Linked DNA regions of Homo sapiens: region 2 is linked to region 1. A link is an interaction called in ENCODE POLR2A ChIA-PET data of the cell type or tissue named here. Cell type or tissue: Panc1. All regions are shown on one strand. Links, peaks and the distances in the headings refer to the core of each region. The heading gives the core; the rest is flanking DNA.

Region 1 (10,193 bases), core at 691-8,690:
ATGCACAGTGAGAAGCCAAGAGCCACATTTATAGAGCTCAGATTGGTTTTTCCTCCCATGAAAGTGCTAAAGTGAGTCCATTACGTATAATGCTAAACTATTAGATATCAAAAAAGGCTAGTCCCCTTCTACCTCGAAATGCCAGCTTCACCCTCACAGGCAAGTACATTTCCTCAATAATTTTCCTCTCTATTCTGTGATTTTGGTGCCTCTTCTTACCCACGATATTCCTCACCTTCCTCCCCGGCTGCACAGCCTTGGAACCGCCAGAGGCCCTCTCAGACGCCTTCAGGAGGACACCCCTTGAATGGTAGAAAGACACCACGGGCACCTTTGCTGCTCCAAGTATTCTTCTAGTGCTGAGAAAATCTTTTCTTCTAGTCCCCCTGGATGAGAGATCGGGAGCCACGGGGATTTGGGGGAATTGGTGGAACCAAGGGGTCCTCTCAGTAAAGAAAAGCTCTGCGGTTTTGGGGGAGCCGGGTGAACTGCTGTGGGATTTGTCTAGAAAGGGCGCAGCGGCGGCGGCTGGTAATTTCTGGAGGTGGAAATCAACAATCGGCATTTTCGCTTAAAAAACAAAACACCAATAGCAAACCAACAAATAAAAACCTTCCGCCAGCATAAATTATTATTTTAAAATAATCTCGCCTACGCTTGCTCCAAAGCCAGTCCTTTGGATTTAAGCAGAGCGGCTTGAGGCTGGGGCACCGACCATCTGCATGCCAGGACGCTGGACCTTCATCTTGAGGTCGGAGCCCCACTTCTGCCCGCTGAGGCCCGCGGCCCAGGAGCCACGTATCGGGGCGGATAGAGGCCCTGGCCGGAACGAAGCTCCCGCCCCAGATCTCCCTGGGCTCCCACGGCTCCTCAGGTCTGGTCCCCGCGTTTTGCCCGGCAGGGTCTTGGCGCCAGTGGAAAGGTATGCTTTCAGGGCGCCCCAGCCCTTGCTCGGGAGCCCTCGGTCCCCTTGGCCCAGAGAATCCCTTCCCCTGGCAGGTTCTTACGGAGAGCTGGCCTTCCCGGCAGCTGGCTTAGCTGAGAAGGCGGTGAGAGTCGCGTCAGCAGTTTGGAGGAGAAAGTGCGGGTTGATTATTGACCCACGCCTTCTTTCTTCAAATGCCACATCCGACCGGGCGGGTTTGAAGAGAAAATGCCGCCGAACGGATTTTTGCGGCTGGCTCTCACCTCCTACGCGGCCAGCTCCCCCTTTCAAGTTGCTCTGCAATATGCCATAAGGAGCAAGTGTTTGCTGTTTTGTGCTCTGTTTACAGCTTTGGGGCGCCGAGTCATAAATCTTGCCCAGCCATAAATGACAAAAACCATTGGTATGCATGAGGCCACCCTGGCCCGGAGTGCTTTTTGATTTCTCCCTTTTCCCCTGGCTTTGTTTTTGCTCTAAGGTGACACTTTGGCTCCTTGACAGTTTAAACATACTACTTATATTTTTAACACCTTCCTTTGAGAAGGACCCGCCGTTGACGCCTTGGGATTGCAGCAAAAGAGAGAAATCTCCATTTCTCTTTTTGCCACACTCGTACCCTTGCAGAGTTTGCTTCTGAAGCTGGGAGCAAAGGAGGCTTTAGGAGGAAAATCATCCACTTTCAAGTTGTGGCAATATTACCAGGCAAATTCGGACCTTTCTTTTGCCCAGCTCAGCGTTACTCCATCCCACTAATGAGGAAAATATGTATATACATATATATAATATATATTATATATATAATATATATTATATATATAATATATATTATATATATATGTATGTTTTAGGAATCCGTTTGAGAAACCACATATTCCTCTGCCCTGCGTGTGTGTGTGTGTGTGTGTGTGTATGATGTCGGTTTCTCTTGGGGTCAGAGCTTTCTCTGTCTTCCCTGTGGGTGAGCTGCGTGTCTGCACTCTGAAATGGGCACATGAGCCCTGGAGATCCGCGTTTCTAAACACCCTTGTTTGTACCTGAGCCCAGAGCATCCCATTTCACTGCTGGAACAAGTACCTGTCTCTCCCAGGACATTTTTCTCCTGGCTGCTAGGATGTCAGCAGTTTCTGCCTGAAAATTTAACCAAAGAGAGCCCAGTTGGCTCTTGAGGGTCTCTAGAGAAAAGCCTTATCCCAGCTCCCCACACCCCCACCCAAAGATCTGTTTGGGAGTTGCAGGTGAAGTAAACTGGGCAAAGTCTGGGAAACTCACTTTTCTTGGTTCTCTTTCCCCTCACCCCACAATTGGAAGTGTCCAGGGCAGAGGAATACGAAGTTTCTCAAACGAATTCCTAAGAAATAGAGCCCAGCAAGAGAGCCCCTTTGTGAGAGCCGTTTGTCCTCATTAGCATAATTTTCCTGGACTTTCGTGACGCCTGGGAGCAGGAGAGGGAGGGCGTTGGGGGGTGGGGGGAGGCTGCCCTCCTCCCGCCACCGCCGAGCTCCCCTTCTCCCTCCGGTCCCTCCCCTCGCCTCAGCCCCATCCCCCACACCAGCCCGCGCTTCCCCAGCCGCCTTGGTCTCCCCTCCCGCCCGCCCCAACACCCCCCACCGCACCCCCGGACCAGACGCTGCTCCGCGTGTAATATTCATAAGAAACATACCCAAGTCGGTGCCACTAGCCCAGGCAGAGCCCGGCGCCGCACTAGCGCTTATCTCCGGGCCGCGGCTGCTGCCCTCGGGAAGGGCAGGGGGCGGGGGTGTGGGGGAGGGGTGGGTGGGTGGGGTGGGTGGGAGGGGGGTCCAAGCCGCCCCAGTCGGCCCTGGGCGAGCCGTGCTGGAGCAGCGAGGCGGCCACGCTCTGCGCGGCGGTGACCGGGCCTCGGGGTCTCCAGCCCGCCTGCCATCTCGGCTGATGCTGAGGGTCCGTGCCCATCCCGCGCCGAGGGGACCCGGCCGGGCCGCCAAGCCAGGCCGGGGGCCAGAGCCCGTGTCGGAGCCTGAGCCCGAGCCTGCGCTCGTCAGAAGTTAAGGTAAGCAGGGCCGCAACCGGCCGCTCCCGGCGCTGAATGGCGGAGTTTACGTCTCGGTGATTTATGGCTGCAGACTTAAATCTCGGTTCAAGAAGAGTTCACAAGCCGGAGCTTCCTTCCCGGCAGTGACTGATACCCTTACACTTCGAGTTCAGGCCGCTTTCCCATCCCCGCCCCCACCTCTTGCCTCTCCCCTAGCCCAGCCTTAACTTTTCTGGGTTGCAGAGGGAAGGAGAGGTGGGCAGGGGACTCGGGGCTCCTATCCGACGAACCCGCTCAGATTTGGGGTGAGGGAAGGCTAAGAAAGAGGAGGGAATGGGAAGAGGGAGCGATGTCTGAAGGACGGAGGTTGAATTTGGGCACATCTTCCAGAGAGACAATAGGGCTTGCTTCTTGCACTCAATTTAGCCTCTTCAACTCTCTTTCGGCTCTTGCACCTGGGGATTATTGTCCAGAAACAGATCTTTGTGGAGGAATCTCCCCTCATCCCCAGCCCTTGCTTGGCGGTACAGAGCAAAGTTTCCTGGCTGGCAAATCTCCAACTTCTTTACTAGGTTGCAAACTTTGGGGGCTGGGTTGGGGTGGGGGGATGTATGAGCTCCAAGGTGGTGGTCTGCTGACCTCGAACAATAGGAAGGATTTTGGTGGGATCCCAGAATCGAATTTATATTTTAAGTTTACGAGGGCTGTTGTATGCTCTTTGATTTTCAAAGATATTTTTGTTATTTTGTAAGACAATGCACAACTTGATAAAAAGGCTTAACTAAGTAGCAGGCTGGTATAACGTGATAATGGATTAGCAAGTCACTAGAAATATTGCATGTGCAAAATCAGCTTAATTTTGTTTTATCTAATATCTTGCTGTTCGAGTGTCTAATTTTCTTAACCTGACATTTTATTTTACACAAGCCTGGTATCTAAAAAATTTGTAATGGCAGACATTGACACTGCCAAATGTAATAGGAACTGTTTTCAGTAAAAGAAAAGGAAACGGATACACTAAATTGCTATTCAGTTTTAAGTTTTACTTTATCCTTTATTTACTTTCAACCATGGTATGTGTAGCTTCCTATTTCCAAAAGAGAAACAATGCTCCAGGGCTCATGATCACTGACAATAACTCTGGATAAGCGATGCTGTAATTTTTAATCGAGGTTCTGGAAAATTAATTGTGCCTGTTTTGCAGATGTTGGTAAGATTGTTGGCTTAATAATGAAATCTAAAGGAGTCCATTATCAACAATGGAATTATAATCATCTACTGGTAGATGCAATACATTATCTTTTTTTTTCTAGTTAACAAAGCATCTAATATTCCTGGAAAACTTGAATAACTCTGGGACTCAATATACATAGTTGGATTGCATGTTAACCATTTTCTTTTGAATTTGTTATAATTTTCTTGAGTGGTCAGAGGGACTAAGATTCTGAGTGTGTGTGTGGGTGAATATTTGAAACTCACATGGAACTTTTCTGTGCTGAGAACTAGAGGTTGACCATGCAGTGGTTGAAAACAAAAAGAAAACAGATTTAACTTTTGCAAACTGCTTTCTAAATGAAAGAGGGTTGAGGAGGTTTTCAACTGCTTTTTAGATTTTCAGGGTTATCCTTTACTTGGTATTTCTGAAGCAGGTAAATAGGCCAAGTAACAAAATATCAACAACAACAACAGCACACAAAGATCAGGAAACTCTGGCAGGATTTTATGGCTTGTGCTTCCATCCCTCGTCGGGAGCCAAATGACCCCCATACATCAAATTACATAGCAGTTTCTAAGACAGAACCTATTATCGTTAAGTTGGAAGGAGAGTTCAAACTGTGGTCATGGAGATGAACGCTGGTTTTTCAGGTTCCTGGAGGGGTTTTTTTTCCCCCTCTAATCCATCATGTTTTAACAGGTAGAATTTGATAGTTGCCCCGAATAACAGCACCTTAGAAAGTCCAAGACAGGAGGTTCTGGGAACCTTCTGTAACTGGGGGAAAGAAGTAAAGAAGTGGGGGTGGCTTGCTGGGAAGTGCCTGAGAAACAGGGAGAGGAAAGGAGTAAAGAACTCTCCAGGATTTTAGTTGTGACTTGCTGGGTGGGGTGTTACTGTTGGTCCCTCACCCTAAACACACACACACACACACACACACACACGCAATGTGTTCCACACAAAGTTTTCCCTCCCCCCTTGGCTTGGCCACAAGGGGTTCATTTGGAGGAGGTGAGTCATATCCCCAACAAGGTGGATTAACTTCCTAACAAGCTCAGCTTCTGAAATCCAGCATGGTTGGATGGGGCAAATTGCCTGAAATTTTTTGTGCAAACCTCTCTTGGGAGCAGGAAGGTCCAAGAAGGAGCTGGGTGGGAAGTTACCCCATCTCAGGGCTCTTTTGGCAAACATCAGTCCTAAAGCGGAGAAAACATTGGCGACCCAAGCTCCCCTTTGCCTCCTCGTTCCCTTCCCAACATTCCCAGAGTGGAGGAGTCTTGGGCCCTCTGGAGGAGGCCAAGGAGCAGAAACTAAGCGACACCCCAAGTTTCTTCTTCCCTGGAAAAGAAAGATCCCAGCCTTTTTCCTTTCTAGCCTATCAAGCCTTTCTCCTTTTGGATCCCGGCTCCTGAGAATCAGCTTGCAGCCCTCACTCATTCTCCTTCTCCCCGGAAAATCCCCCAACTCCAGACGCAAGTTAAGCAAATATTTGTAGCTGCCAGTAAATTCCAGCGGTTTTTTATAGCACGGCTCCCTGCGCCCGGGGCCAAGTCGTGCTGCTAAATATTGCTGACCACTTTTTCTTTTATGGCTTTCATGTCACTTAGCTATTGAGAGTAAGATGGATTTGCGCGGAGCCCTCACCGCGCTGCGCTTCTCGCCCCACCAGGTCTGCGCGGGGCGGCCATTGGCGGCGGAGTGTCACGTGACCGCGGGGGCGTGCCAATGTGCGCCCTCACGGGTGTCAAACCCCTGTCAGAGTGTGCGATCAAGATCGTGAAACAACGCGATGCAAAAAGCGACCTACTACGACAGCTCGGCGATCTACGGTGGCTACCCCTACCAGGCAGCCAACGGGTTCGCTTATAATGCCAATCAGCAGCCGTACCCGGCGTCCGCCGCTTTGGGCGCCGACGGCGAGTACCACCGACCCGCCTGCTCCCTCCAGTCTCCCTCCAGCGCCGGGGGCCACCCCAAGGCACACGAACTGAGTGAGGCGTGCCTGCGCACCCTGAGCGCCCCACCTAGCCAGCCTCCAAGCCTGGGAGAGCCGCCCCTGCACCCGCCGCCGCCCCAGGCCGCGCCCCCTGCCCCACAGCCGCCTCAGCCCGCACCTCAGCCCCCTGCACCTACCCCTGCCGCGCCCCCGCCTCCCTCTTCTGCCTCCCCTCCTCAGAATGCCAGCAACAACCCTACCCCTGCCAACGCGGCCAAGAGCCCCCTGCTCAACTCACCCACAGTGGCCAAACAAATCTTCCCCTGGATGAAAGAGTCTCGACAAAACACAAAGCAGAAAACCAGCAGCTCCAGCTCAGGTAAAGGAGTGCCTTCTGGAAGAGGGTCCTCTGGCCTGGCTCCTGGTCCCCAAGCTACTGCCCACGACATCCAGCACAGCCTAGGAGCGATGGAGCATGTCTGGAATTCACTGCTCCCACACCACTGCCCACCAAAAAGGTTTTCATAGTCTTTGCAACTTAGGGAGGTGATAGGCCTCTGTAGGCTGGAAAACACCAGAGACCTGCTGGGAGTCCCTCTGGACTTCTCCAAGGGCAAGTAGGGTCTAGTGCAGTTGGAATCTCTTCTTGCTCCACTCTTGGAGTTAGGACCTCTGTGCAGAAACAACCTGAGCTCCACTGTCTATCTTTTTAGCACAGCTCTTCTAATGAAACAGTGACATCCTCCCCTTACTGAAATGTGGCAGAATAAAAACAGGCCTAATCACCCTCCAAGACAGAATCAATGCTTTGCCTATAATCAGAGCCAATTTTTGCTCCAGCAGATGGAGTGGCTGCCTTACCTCTGGGAAGACCCTACTCAGACTTAGTACAATGAAAGCAGCCAAAGATCTCCTGGGGGAGGGGGATGCAGACTTATCATCCTAATGGGAACCACATGGGCCTCCTGAAAGCGGGCTCCAGTAGAGGAAAGGCCCCAGGCTTTAGGCTTCCTAGCATTTTGGTTACCTTTGCCCCTGCCTTCTCCAGTTGCCAGTGCCCTGCTCTGAGCCTGAGCATCTGGGACTTCCAGAGCTAGGATCTGGGGGGCCAGGGAAGACAGAAGGGTACAAGATTAGTGGACAAAAGCTGGGGCTGGCTGCTTGATGACATAGGGAACCCTAAAGAATAGGACCTAGCATGAAGGGCCTAGGCCTCCCCACCAGAAATACCTTCAATGGGATCTCTTCTTTGGGCAGAGAAGGCCTTCCAGTTTGAGGTTTCCAGTCTGCCCATCTCCTCTGGGTAGAGAGAAAAAAGTGGCCAGTTGAAGCTACTGCCTAATTATTGTCAGACAGTGTGGGAGGGAAATGAGTGTGTACATTAGGTTTCCCACATTTCAGTTACTGTGAAGAGAATGGAGATGCTGAGACCGGCCCACAGGGAGGCTGTTGTCCGATAGGCCAAAGGGACCAGTAAATGAGTCAGAAAGTTAATAGCTCTAAACAGAAAATCCAGACCAGGAAGGCAAACCGGGGGTTCTACTTCTCTGTCCTTTCCCCCGAGAAGGCTGTGATTTGCTCCTTGGCTAAATGAGGGAGTATCACTGTTTTACCCACCAGGAGAGAGGATAGCACCTAGTTCCTACTTCTCTCTGGGACCTGACGGATGCAGGAACCTTTGGGGCCTGGTGGAAGGAGGGGCCGGGCTGGGTCAGGGGCTGGGCGGGGCCGCGGCAGCCCCTGACGCCGCTCTTCCTCTCTCTGTCCTCGCAGGCGAAAGCTGCGCTGGCGACAAGAGCCCGCCGGGGCAGGCTTCGTCCAAGCGCGCGCGCACGGCCTACACGAGCGCGCAGCTGGTGGAGCTGGAGAAAGAGTTCCACTTCAACCGCTACCTGTGCCGGCCGCGCCGGGTGGAGATGGCCAATCTGCTGAACCTCACTGAGCGCCAGATCAAGATCTGGTTCCAGAATCGCCGCATGAAGTACAAAAAGGATCAGAAGGGCAAGGGCATGCTAACGTCATCGGGGGGCCAGTCTCCAAGTCGCAGCCCCGTGCCCCCCGGAGCCGGTGGCTATCTGAACTCTATGCATTCGCTGGTCAACAGCGTCCCGTATGAGCCCCAGTCGCCCCCGCCCTTCTCCAAGCCCCCCCAGGGTACCTACGGGCTGCCCCCCGCCTCCTACCCTGCGTCCCTGCCCAGCTGCGCACCCCCGCCACCCCCACAGAAGCGCTACACGGCGGCAGGGGCGGGCGCAGGGGGCACCCCCGACTATGACCCGCACGCTCATGGCCTGCAGGGCAACGGCAGCTATGGGACCCCACACATACAGGGAAGCCCCGTCTTCGTGGGGGGCAGCTATGTGGAGCCCATGAGCAACTCCGGGCCAGCCCTCTTTGGTCTAACTCACCTCCCCCACGCTGCCTCGGGCGCCATGGACTATGGGGGTGCCGGGCCGCTGGGCAGCGGCCACCACCACGGGCCGGGGCCTGGGGAGCCGCACCCCACCTACACGGACCTTACCGGCCACCATCCTTCTCAGGGAAGAATTCAGGAAGCACCCAAGCTCACCCACCTGTGATAGTGGGCTTGGGGCTACGCGCCAGGAGAGTCTCCCCCCACCCACCTTTTTTCTTTGGTTGCTTTTTTTTTTTTTTTTTTTTAGGTTCTTCCTGCCCTTTCCTTCCTTCCTTTTCTCTCTTCTCCGCCCCGCACTCCGTTTCCCGGTTTCCCCCCTCGTTGGTAAGGCGTTTTTATAGTTTATGTGACGTAGCAATCTTGGTTGCTGGAATGGCTGTATCATAGCGATATTTATCTCTTCCTGCTCCTCGATAGGCCACTGGCCCTGCACCCTTTACCTTCTCCACTCTTTGATCAGAAACAGGGTATATGAACAAATTTTCTAGTCGAGTTTTCAATGTGAATTTGTTCTTACATTATGGCTCCCGAGGGGAAGCGATTACTTTTTTTAATTTTAAATTTTTTTTTTAATTGCACTTCTTGTAAAGAGTGAGAAAAAAAATCAAAGGCGCTTTGAAACAGGGGCTCTCTGTGCAAGGATGACTAAGTGTACGTCTTTCCGTGTGTGTATGCTGGTGAACAGTCAGATTTATTTATATTTTTTTGCAAGCATTGAATAATCTAAGTTTTAAATATTATTTATCCCCATCCGTTCGTATTTATATTAAAGAATTCTGTACCCTGATGGTTCAGAAGGGTTCTTGGGCCTTTTGTTCAATTGTGTATTGGCGTACTTAGAATTTTTTTTATTTGAAAGAGAAATATAATTCCTTTAAACGGTAACGATACAATAAAACCAGAGAAGATCCAGCTTTTGAAAACAGTGATTTAGGTTTGTAACATCCGGCAAAACTGAAAAAAAAAATCTGTAAACGCGAAAAATACTAGATTTGTTTTGAGAGTTCTTCATTCCTTGCTGCTCACATTCTGAGAAACAAAAAGAAATAAAGTTTTTATTCTGAATAATATCCGTGTTAAGAAGGGGTTCTTTGGCCGAAGACGTGGGTCTGCGTGGAATTCAGGCCGAGGCGAGCCGGCAGAGCAGGCCGGACGCAGCAGCCCTCTGGCTCCAGCATGGGGCCTGGCCAGGCTATTCGCCTGGAAGCTCGGCGAATTCTCAGGATGGCGGCTGGGGCTCCAGGCGGCTGCGGCAGCTCTGGTAACGCCGTGCGGCGGGCCAGCTGGGCTGCCCGGTTCCCAGCTGCTGCGGAGGCAGGCTGAGGGCGCAGGGGCTGCCGAGTGCTGTGCACGGAAGAAACAAAGACATCCCGGCCCAAGGCGCAGCGGGAGCGCACAGGTGCCCCGCGGCCCAGCCGGGGGATAACGCAGGGCGGTCTTCTGCTCCATGCTCTTCCTCGGGTCAAAGCGGACCAACTAACGCCTAAACCTCGGTATTAGCCAGCCGCGCAGAGGATGCCGAGCACTTTCCGGGAGCAATCGGACTCCTGGTCTCCTCCGGGGATGCTTCGCGGTCTGTTATCGCGTCAGGAGGAAAGAATTGCTCCAAAAATCTGCACGCGGAGCGAAACAGTTTGAAAGGGACTGAGGCTCACCCAGGTCTCCAGCAAACGGAGGACTGAACTGGGGAGA
Region 2 (10,193 bases), core at 1,534-9,533, 420 kb after region 1:
TTTTTAATCTAATAAAATTTAAAGCAAGCCAAAAAAATCTAAATTGAGTTGATGTATTTTACTTTCTAAAAAAGGATTCAAAACAGTTTACAATGAAATGCATATATACTTTTGGGATAAGAAATGTATGGGGACAATGAATACATATGCATTTGGGGTATTTTATTTAAAATAAGAATTAAGAAAAACCAGTAGCTGAATAAAGGTAGCCTAGAAGAAGGTGTTAATAGTGGTTATGCTTGGATCATGGATGATTTATTTATTTATTTTGCTTATCTCTATTTTCTGACTTTCAGCAATGAGTAGATACTGCTTTTGTAACAAGAATAATAAGAAAAAGGTTACTTTAAATGAAAAAAAAAATGAGCTGTAATTGTATCAGAAATCCAGAGCCAGATAGAGGTTACTGTAAGTGAAAAATAAATGAATTCAGACTTTCCTGGACTAAAAGAATTTTAGAATTACACAATTTGTTATAAACTTTAATAAAAAGCCAAGAATTTGGGTTGTAAAGGAGAATTTTTATCATACAGTGAATAATTCAATGGGACAAGAAGGAGCTCCATTTCATAACTTCCTAATACCTAGTACTCTTTAGGAGTAGGATCATTTTCTAATTCACAGTCGCTTCTGACCAACCGAATCTGACCTATGAAAACTTTGTTTTTAACCTATATACATTCCCTTTTGCCATAATTGCCTAATTGCCTGTAGGTGATCGAGTGTATACAAGACTGCTCCTGAAACAAAGGAGTGCTTCTCGAGCAGCAGATAACTTTTCAGAAATGTCTGCGGTGCACAGAAGGCAGTTTCAGGGAGAAGGGTACAGTGTGCAAGCTGTGTGCCCTCGGTCCAGTCATTCAGCACCCACAGTTTACCTCATCTTCTGTGAAATGAGGAAACTGAACAAGATTCTATCTAAGGTTTCTTTCCCTTCTAAGATTTTTTTTCCTGACTCTATCAAATGAGATCTTTGCTTGAGTTCAAGTTTTTTCCTCAACATCCCAATCATGATATTAACAAATATGTCTATGTGAAAAATTATTTTCACATTTTCTGATTTGTGTGTGTATGGGTATTTTTTTGTTTTTGTTTTTGTTAGAGACAGCGTCTTGCTCTGTCACCCAGGCCAGGATGCAGTGGCATGATCTTTGCTCACTATAAACTCAAACTGTTAAGCGATCCTCCTGCCTTGGCCTCCCAAAGCAGATTTGTGTTTAAATTATTAATTTTAATGTCATAGTACAGAAATTTACTACAATCCAATGGTATTTCCTTTTGCTTTTGAAGGGTAGTGATAACCTTTTCATATTAAACCTTAGAATAATAGAATGTCAAAGGTGAAAATTAGATTTTGTGGTTGAACAACTATTGCTTATTTTCTTGCCTTTATATCACATTAACCTTTCTGGTTGCTTAATTAATAAATTGTTGCAAAACTCCCAGTTCCTAAGGTAATAAACTTGATACAGCATACTAATTTTTCATTTTTTCCCCTGAGAAATCTGGTTATCTCATTGTCTTCCCCAAATCCTTCTTCAAAGTGCTATGGGATAGACTTACTCTTCCTACTTTGAAATACAGAGATGACACTAAGAATTAGAAGCAGTGTCCAGTTTATGTGAGTAACAGAGCTGTAACAATAGGCCCCACTTTGCCAAATTTCCATAAGAGTAAACATGACTCTAACTATGCTATTTCAGTCATCTTTATCCTTCCATTCATTCTGAAGTTTGTATAATGCTAAAAGGCACATGCTTATATCTTTTTAAAAATATGTATTTTATTGCTGTAAAATAATAGTCTATTGAATAGACAGAACAGTCCTTTAGAAGTATAATAAAATATAGTAATATAAAAATCCTTCATATTACCAGTAGTTCTAGATTTATAGGCCCCTGGGGAGCTCACTTTCCCTTGCTGTCATAATTGTGAATCTTTTGCCCATACCCCTTAGATTCGACTCTAACTTTTCCAACCCTTCTTCCAGCCTTTGTGACTTGCCACAGGTCATGGGAGAGAAGAGCGGGTGGGGTTCCATTTGTATGTATCCTCCCAGTACTTCTATCTTTTACATTTTACCACTAGGACTAGCCGGTGGTGTCCTCTGTTCCCCCATGTCACCTCTTCCATCTCCCACTCGGGCATCTTGTGTGCAATGCCCAAATAGTGTGTAACTTTAGGAACAGAGGAGTGTGTTAAAAGCTAGAGGTGAGGAAGGGGAACTGGGAGAGGAGAAAGAAGACCATATATTTTGGGCAGCCCTGGTTGCAATTGTTTCTAAATCAGCACTAAAAAGTTTGCTTAAGATGTTCTTCAGATACGATGCTATGATAGTGTAGAACCTACTATTCTATGTGAAAATGTTTTCAAAGTCCACAAACAGACAGTATTTTAAGTAAAATTTTAGAAAGCAATCCACCTGTAAATTGAAGATTTTAATGAAAATAAAGGAGGAGACACTGTGGCTTAGAGTTAAGGCATATGCCTAAAGTTAAAATCCCAGCTTATGTACTAACTGGATGTATGAACCTTGACAAGTTATTCAAGCTCCATAAATTCATTTTTCATATTCATAAAATGGTGATGATAAAAGTACTTATAATTACCTCATAGAATTGTTGGAGGATTTAGTTACATAATGGATATAAATGCATATAATGTGAACATTTAAGCAATAAATATTCACATTTCCTGAGAAAAATATATAATATTAAATAATGCCTGGACAGGTGGAGATCTAAATCCAAACTTTATTTCAGAGCTTAACTTTTGATTCTGTGTTTTATGTTTTAAAGTACATTATAATTTAGTAAAGCTGTTTTCTGAGGGTATTTAGTGAGAAAGGTGATCATTATGTAAGTGAAAGATTTTTTATATCATCTTCCTCTTCTCCCTGGAAGAGATGATAAAATCAGTCCTCGGCCTTGATGTGAACATCGCATACCTTGAGTTGGTGTTAACAAATTTTCTTCAACCTTTTTTCAAGCAGTGTCAGCTAAATGGTGCCATTTGCTTATCACTCTTCTTTTTGGTTATTTATCCTAAAGATAAGAACATTAGTAAGCCGTAAATGCCCATTTTGTAAAAACTGCATAGCTAGACAGATTTGCAATCCCTATTAGGGTAATAATCCATCTGTTATGGAACTGGATCAATTTTGTAAATTAAATAGATTAAAAAGGGGGAAAAAGGGCCATGACTTTTCCCACAGTAAGCCTTTTCTCAAATGCTAAAAAGATTTGGGAAGACTCAAACTATTTGCCATTCTTCCTCTCTTTGCTTAACTCAGAGAGAAGGCCAAATATCTATTAAAAAGAGGGGTGGGTGCAGTTGTTTTTTTTTTTAATTCTTCAGGGTCTGATTGCTCCTGGAAGTTTCATATTTTTGACAGAGTTTATTGTTAAAACCTTTTGATGACTACCAGAACATTTCTGCTGTTCTCACTGATCAGTTTAGTAAATGTGTGACTATGTTTGAATTTTCTTCTGCACTTAGCTCACTTTACTGTTACTTTCATCCTGTCTGTTCAAAAAAAAAAAAAAAAATCTCCTGATGATTCTTCTAACAATGTGTGATTGGAATAATAACTTCACATGTTGAAGAGTTTTGTGCTGCAGCTGAGAGGCATGTAAATACAAGCTGCTTATTTGCAAGAAGCTTCCAGGTTTGCAATATGATTGCTATGGAAACCACATAATGAAAACCTTATAACCATCTGTGTGGTTTGATGGATTTTACTGCATAGCTGAGCTGTTTTTGTTTACTGTTATTAAAATGTTGAATGGAATATATTAACTCACAAACATTGACTACTTGAGGTATTAATTAGTATTGTACAATGACATTGTGCCTCAACACCAAAATAATACATATTTAATAATAAACCTAAATAAAAAAATATGTGAATGTATATATTTCTAATATATTGTGAAGGTGATTATTGCCTAGAATTTTGGTCACTTGTTCTTACATATTTTTAAGAGCTTTATTCTATTAATAAATGAATATGTTAAGATTTATTTGTATGATTTTTTTAATCCATTTGTTTATTCTGTATTTATCGAACATCTCCTTTGTGCCAAGTTCTATTCAAGGTTCAGTCTGAGGTTTTTTTCCCTGCCTAAGATTCAAAAACATACACCATATTTGATTTTGTTATCTTTTATATGGAAGCTATTTGTATTGTTAGCCAAGATAAAATGAGTTGTTTAAATATTGTTAAGAAAAATTGATATATTAAATGCATAAAGCTTTGGTTTAAAAATATCGCTACCAGGTTTAAAATGGAAAAAGGAAGTGTCCTTAATGAGCATCTCATCCTCTAAAATCTGCTTATTAAATGGCATCTTACATGGATTTCAATTTGGATATTTTATAGTAAACATTAATTCTTAAGTAAATACTTTTAATATCATTATTCTGATAATTTAAGAGTGCATATTTCTAAGAACAAAGCTCTCTGACACCAATATACAATCCAGAGCACATGTTACTGGCACTTAAGTTTTAATAAAATAAAAAATTCATAGTAACAAATACTTCTAAATTCATTGTTAACTTTGTCAAAGAGCAGAGTTTTTTCATTAAGTCTTGTAATGAATTTTTATATGTTCATGCTGATTTGGGTGGTGAAATCTAAATCCCACAGTCTCTTTTTTTTTTTTTTTTTTTTTGAGATGGAGCTTCACTCTTGTCGCCCAGACTGGAGTGCAGTGGCGCGATCTCAGCTCATTGCAACCTCCGCCTCCCAGGTTCAAGCGATTCTCCTTCCTCAGTCTCCTGAGTAGCTGAGATTACAAGCGCCTGCCACCATGCCATGCTAATTTTTGTATTTTTAGTAGAGACGTGGTTTTGCCATGTTGGCCAGGCTTGTCTCGAACTCCTGATCTCAGGTGATCCACCCGCCTGGGCCTCTCAAAGTGCTGGGATTACAGGCGTGACCGACCATGCCCAGCCCCCACAGTCTCTTCTTAAAAGCCACTAATAATACTTATTGTATTGATGCGGTTATAGCTTTTGACTGAGGACGAGTGCCTTTATCCATTTTTTAATTTATTTCTTACTATTGAATTTGTGACTAAATTAAAAGGGGAGTGGGTGCTATGGAAAGAAAGTGTGAAAAGTAAGGAAAGCTTTCTCCTTCACCTTTTACCAAATTATCTGTCAATAAAATGAGTAGGTTGGAATAATGACTGTAAACGTTCCTTCTACCTTTAAAAATTTATATGGAAACACCCTATTAACCCATTTATTAAAGCTAGCCTTTAAGGTTTGGCATAAGTGAGATAACTATTGTTAAAAAGAAAAGAGACAGGATACTTTTTAAAAGAGTGGTATACTTTTATTAGGTCTTCTATATATTTGACTGAACCATATTAAATTGTCAGTGTTATGTTTAACAATATGAATAAAATGCCAGATATTTTCAGGTGTCCCTTATATTGGAGTTGTCATTATTTTGTTTGAATTGAGTTACAGAAATTCAGAACAGTTCTATTTGTCGTGTAAGTACAGCTACCCTCTCAAGCTTGGTTGAAATGCTGATTTTGATTCATCCCCATTTAACATTTTCAGGAGACTCCTAAATTTCCACCTGTAGTCCTGACTGCTCTACCATACTTTGCAGTTGCCCAGACATGTTCTCTGGGTTGCCTCACCAATACATTAAATTCCTCCTGTTGAAAACACAACTCTTTGTGTTCCCCAGTAAGATAGATTATTTTGGCTATCCTCCTTTTAGTAATAATATGTCCATTTCTCAGTTAACTAAGCTCAAAACCTTAGCCATCCTTTGTTGCTCTTTTCCCCCCCCTCATTCCTCCACATTCAGGCACAAAGCTTATCCATTCTAGTTCCTTTACCTCTTATAACCATCTCCTTTCCATTTCCTTTGCCCCTTCAGTTCAGGACTTCCTTCCCCTTTATCCACAGTAGTCTCTCTCCCGCCCCTTTTTTAGGCTGTCTGAGACAATGGGATCAGATGTCCATTCCTGAAGCATAGCTTCAGTCCTGCCCTTTCTCTGCTCAAAAAACCTTCGAAGGCTCTTATTGCCCACCAAATAAAAGCCTGCAGTCCATAACAAGATGTTCATGGCCCCTCAACAGCTGGTCCAAACTATGAGCGTAACTCCTACCCAGCTCTTCCCCTATGTGTACCAGATTCTTTAGTCAAAATGAATATGAACATGCCTTTTTCTTTTAAAGATCATACCTATCCCTCCGGAAATATCCTTCTTATCCTCTCTCCTTATTTAAACTCTCTCCATCCCTTGGAGCCTCCGTGGTACTCCCTAGTTGGGGGGTTTCTCTGCTGCACTTCTTCAGTGCTTTGTGCATCACTTGTCAGGTTTAGGCCCCTTCAGCCTGTTTTCCTTTAGAGCTTGTCTTCTGTCCCATCTGTGCTGTCAGCTTCCTGTGAGCAGAGGCTTCCTGTTACTTTTACCTCCTTGGTAGATCTCTTCTGTCTCACAGTTAGTTAATATCCAATGAAGATTGATTGACTGATTGATTGAATAGTTACAATGACTACATTTATATATTTTGCATATTTTTCTTTAAAGTTTTAGGAGTTTTCTTGAAATTATGATTCTCTTTGAATCCAGTTTTTCTTTGGCATGCCATTTGTTTATATGTCCTGCCTTAAGTATTTCTAGGTTTGTATGCAAATCCTTAGGTGAGGAAAAATCATGTAATAAATATTTTTCTTGGTGTAAATGAATTAGTTTATTAAGTCTATTTAAAGCTCTTCTCATTTAATTTTATCTTATTTCTTTGCATAATTTGGGGAAGGAATGGTATAGGTGAGTGTGGAACAAATGTAAATGGAGCACTGATTATATGTAGGATAAAGAACATTGACTTTATAATCACAAACTTAAGTTCGAATGACACACTTTGGAAGTTACTTCACCTTTTTGAGTCTCTAAAGATAAACTTGTCTGTAGAATGAGGATTAAAAATTATTTGTCTATGAGATTTTAACATCCAGCATTGTATATGACACATAATAGGTCCTTGGTATAATTTTGGGGGAATTACCTCAAAGGATGAAGATCATTATAGTATCTTCCTGTGAAGATTGAGAAAACGTATGAAATTATGTGATACTCAAAAAAATGATTTATAGGTTAACTGCATTTTTAATCACACATTTCTCCTTGCTATATGATGTTTTAGGGACCATGATTTTATATATGATACTCCTGCCACACAGTACAATGTGGTGTATCAGTATAACGCTGGGTGTTACTTTACTGGATTTAAGGGTTTTCCTGAAATTAAGATTGTTCCAGATGAGTTTCTAAAAGTATTTAAAACAAAACATGCAGTGCATTAGTACATATCTTAAATTTTGCCAAGCCAGTTGGAAAGGTTGCTATTTGGAAGTAGCTAGTATTTTATTGGAAAGTTGGAAAGTTTGCTATGTGGAAAGTTGGAAAGGTTGCTATTTGGCAGTAGCTAGTATTTTATTTATTCAGTGTTAGATTGTCGAAAAAGGACTGTGAATCTTGAGTTATTTTATTCTTTGAAAAATAATGTTTATGTGTTATAAACTTTTAGTTTTGCTTTTAAAATTGAGTGAGTACTGTAGTGTTATCCCTGAGAAAACCCTTCAATGTGCCATTGATAATGTTTATTTACAGAAGAAGAAGAGGACAGTGCTCCAGTGAAAGTGGAAGAACAAAGGAAGATGAGTCAGGATAGTGTCCATCACACCTCAGGTAATGACTTGTGTAGCTTCTTGGCAAACCTTATTTTGCTTTTGTTCACTTTCATTTTATCCATGTTCTTACTGTTCTAAAGATGTTTACACAGCTCCCCAAAGTTGGCATTTTTGGCTTGGATATCTTATGGCTGATAAGCTGCTTAGTCCCATTTAGGATGCATGAAAACCACTTGAGAAGGATTTATAAAGTAAGCCAATTTATACAAGGTATTCCTTCCTGAATTACTTTGTAATGACTCAATTAGCTTTCATTTCTGCACAAAGGAGATTTAGTTGCATAAATTAGCTTATCATCATTGAGGAAGTGTCACTGCTAAAGGACAGTTTATAGATACAACATGCAGTTGCTGTCAAACCTATAAGAATGTAATATAGACATCTGTGTATACTTTGTGCTTGAGCAGAACAGACTTCTGCCATTCAGAGACTAACAGGGGACAACAAGTTGCCCAGGGGACTGGCAATGTAGACATCTCTGAAAAGGTCAACTTGACACAGGCTCTGACAGTCGACCCACAGCTCTGTCTTCTTTGATAAAAATCAGATAAACTTAAGACTGCTAATTGATCTGCAGCCTGTTTAAATGTTGGCCATGCATATCTTCATTGCATATGATTAACACAGAAAGCAAATGAATTGGGTAAGAAATGCCAGAGTCCAGTGACAGCAGCTTAAAAATTGGAAAAGGACACTAGTGGCCTAAAAGGCTAGGAAGGATGTTCCCCTTATCCATTTCCACTTGGCACATATCCCCAAGTACTAATTATGAATGAGACTGGAAAAATAATTGCACACACTCTGTACAAAATCACATGATACGGACAACTTTTCTTGCTTGTTGTTATTTCCAAATAGCAGGAGATAAACCATATCTGTAGTGCAAGCATGAGGTTAGTTTTGATAAACCAGCAATTATTTTACACGGAAAGAAGAGAAAGACTGCCTTCTTATCAGGACTTTACACCTCTTCATAGCCACATGTCAGCTGGGGCAAGGTCTGCCATATCATCTCTGTGTCTTGCAAAAAGCTAGAGTTAGGGTCACCTTCCCCTCTCTGATATGTCCATACATCACTCTTTCAAGCTGTCAAGGCCGGGTGGACAAGAAGTGTGTGTTCAGGAAGTAGCTTTCCAGAGTCCTTCCTACTGTGACATGTGGAAAGGAAACAGAGGCCTGATTCTAGACCTGGACAGGAAAGCAGAAGTAGGTTGCTACAAAAGGTTTTGGTTAGTGTTTTTTCAGAAAGGAAGCGAGAACAAAATCTTTACATGTTAGCACTCTAGTCCTATAAAATGAAGCTATAAAACACTGAGGCTTAGTGAAACCTTGAGGACTATGTTCAATAGTAGTTTAAGTATATATGTTTTCGGTTTATGTATCATGAAACTTCTGCCAAAAATATGTAGTTTTCTTTTTAAGAAAATTTCAGTGCAGGTATAGAAAGTGGATACATACAGATGGTTCTTCCACAGATACAAATATTTTGGCTTAAAGCAATTGTATTTTTCAAAAGCCCTTTTAAAGTAAACATCTCCCAAATTTTTGCCTTTGAGGGTAGGAAAAAAAATCAGTTTTCCTCAAAGGAATGCATCAAATAGATCTAGCCTTTCATGCAATGGCTATAAAACACTACAATAATTCTTATCTTTAGTGACATGAAATTCTTTTCAAGCAACAGTTTTAATGCTTTTGCATAGAAGTGACCTTTGCTCTTCCCTAGGCTGTCAAAGATGTAACACTAGAAGTTTGTTTGCCATGCAGGGCAGTGAGTTGACAAGGGTATTACTATCTTGCTGAGCATCACATGACATGAACTTCTAACCTTACTCAAGAATGTTATATATATTTCACATTGACTGATTTTACTAAACCCCCCACCACAGACTTTTCTAATGTAAAGTATGTAAGCAAAAACAAAATTAATCTTGTGTTTCTTACAAGTTCCTTCATGTTCAAACTTATATATCTTGCAGATATGTGGATGAGTATATATATAAAATAAAGATTCCATTTGATTTTTTTTGAACATTATAGAATATATTTACCTTTCTAAAATAGTTTTTAAACCTTTTAACACCAAAGGAGAGATTCTCCACTATCTTATTCTCATATGTTTCACCCGTGGTCATCATGTTTTTCATCTTTGCAAAGTATCTCCTCTGTCTACATGTTTCATAACAATTCTGTTAGCTTTGCCCAATGATCTCTTCTTGTATGTTTTTAAAAGCAGGAGTAAAAACATTGTTTTAATCTTTCACAGGCTGGCTAATTAATTTTTTTCTTTCTTACCTTTTTTTAATCATTCATGCTTCTCAGGACAAGAAACATAATGTAGTTTTTTTTTGTAATTTTTAAAATATAGATCATGATGTGGATAGAATAGGAAAATTAATCCATGTAGTAAAGCCAACTAAACATACTTAATTTGTGCTTTAAAATGTATGTTTATGATATTTGCCTCATC

The links. Peaks named below come from ENCODE experiments on the same cell type or tissue, not always from the same donor. Only the 100,000 strongest peaks of a DNase experiment are listed, where the experiment ranks them.
Region 2: POLR2A ChIA-PET joins it to region 1 with 14 read pairs; 3 of 35 experiments call an interaction of 5 or more read pairs at or near these places.

What each region holds. Positions count from the first base shown.
Region 1 is chr7:27,106,386-27,116,578 of GRCh38, reverse strand. It overlaps HOXA3 (homeobox A3), which reads left to right. Exons shown (of 6, transcript NM_153631.3): 5 at 5,819-6,464; 6 at 7,859-9,569. The coding sequence starts at 5,939. The coding sequence ends at 8,664. Among named protein-coding and RNA genes, the nearest start is that of HOXA2, 8.8 kb to the right of the region's middle. RefSeq lists a silencer at 848-1,063 and enhancers at 2,966-3,467, 5,015-5,309. In Panc1, for the core only: no CTCF peak of the experiment used is centred there; no DNase peak of the experiment used is centred there; H3K4me3 peaks cover 5,280 bases; H3K27ac peaks cover 6,846 bases.
Region 2 is chr7:26,687,816-26,698,008 of GRCh38, reverse strand. It overlaps SKAP2 (src kinase associated phosphoprotein 2), which reads left to right. Exons shown (of 13, transcript NM_003930.5): 10 at 7,647-7,724. Among named protein-coding and RNA genes, the nearest start is that of LINC02860, 55 kb to the right of the region's middle. RefSeq lists an enhancer at 7,826-8,931. In Panc1, for the core only: no CTCF peak of the experiment used is centred there; no DNase peak of the experiment used is centred there.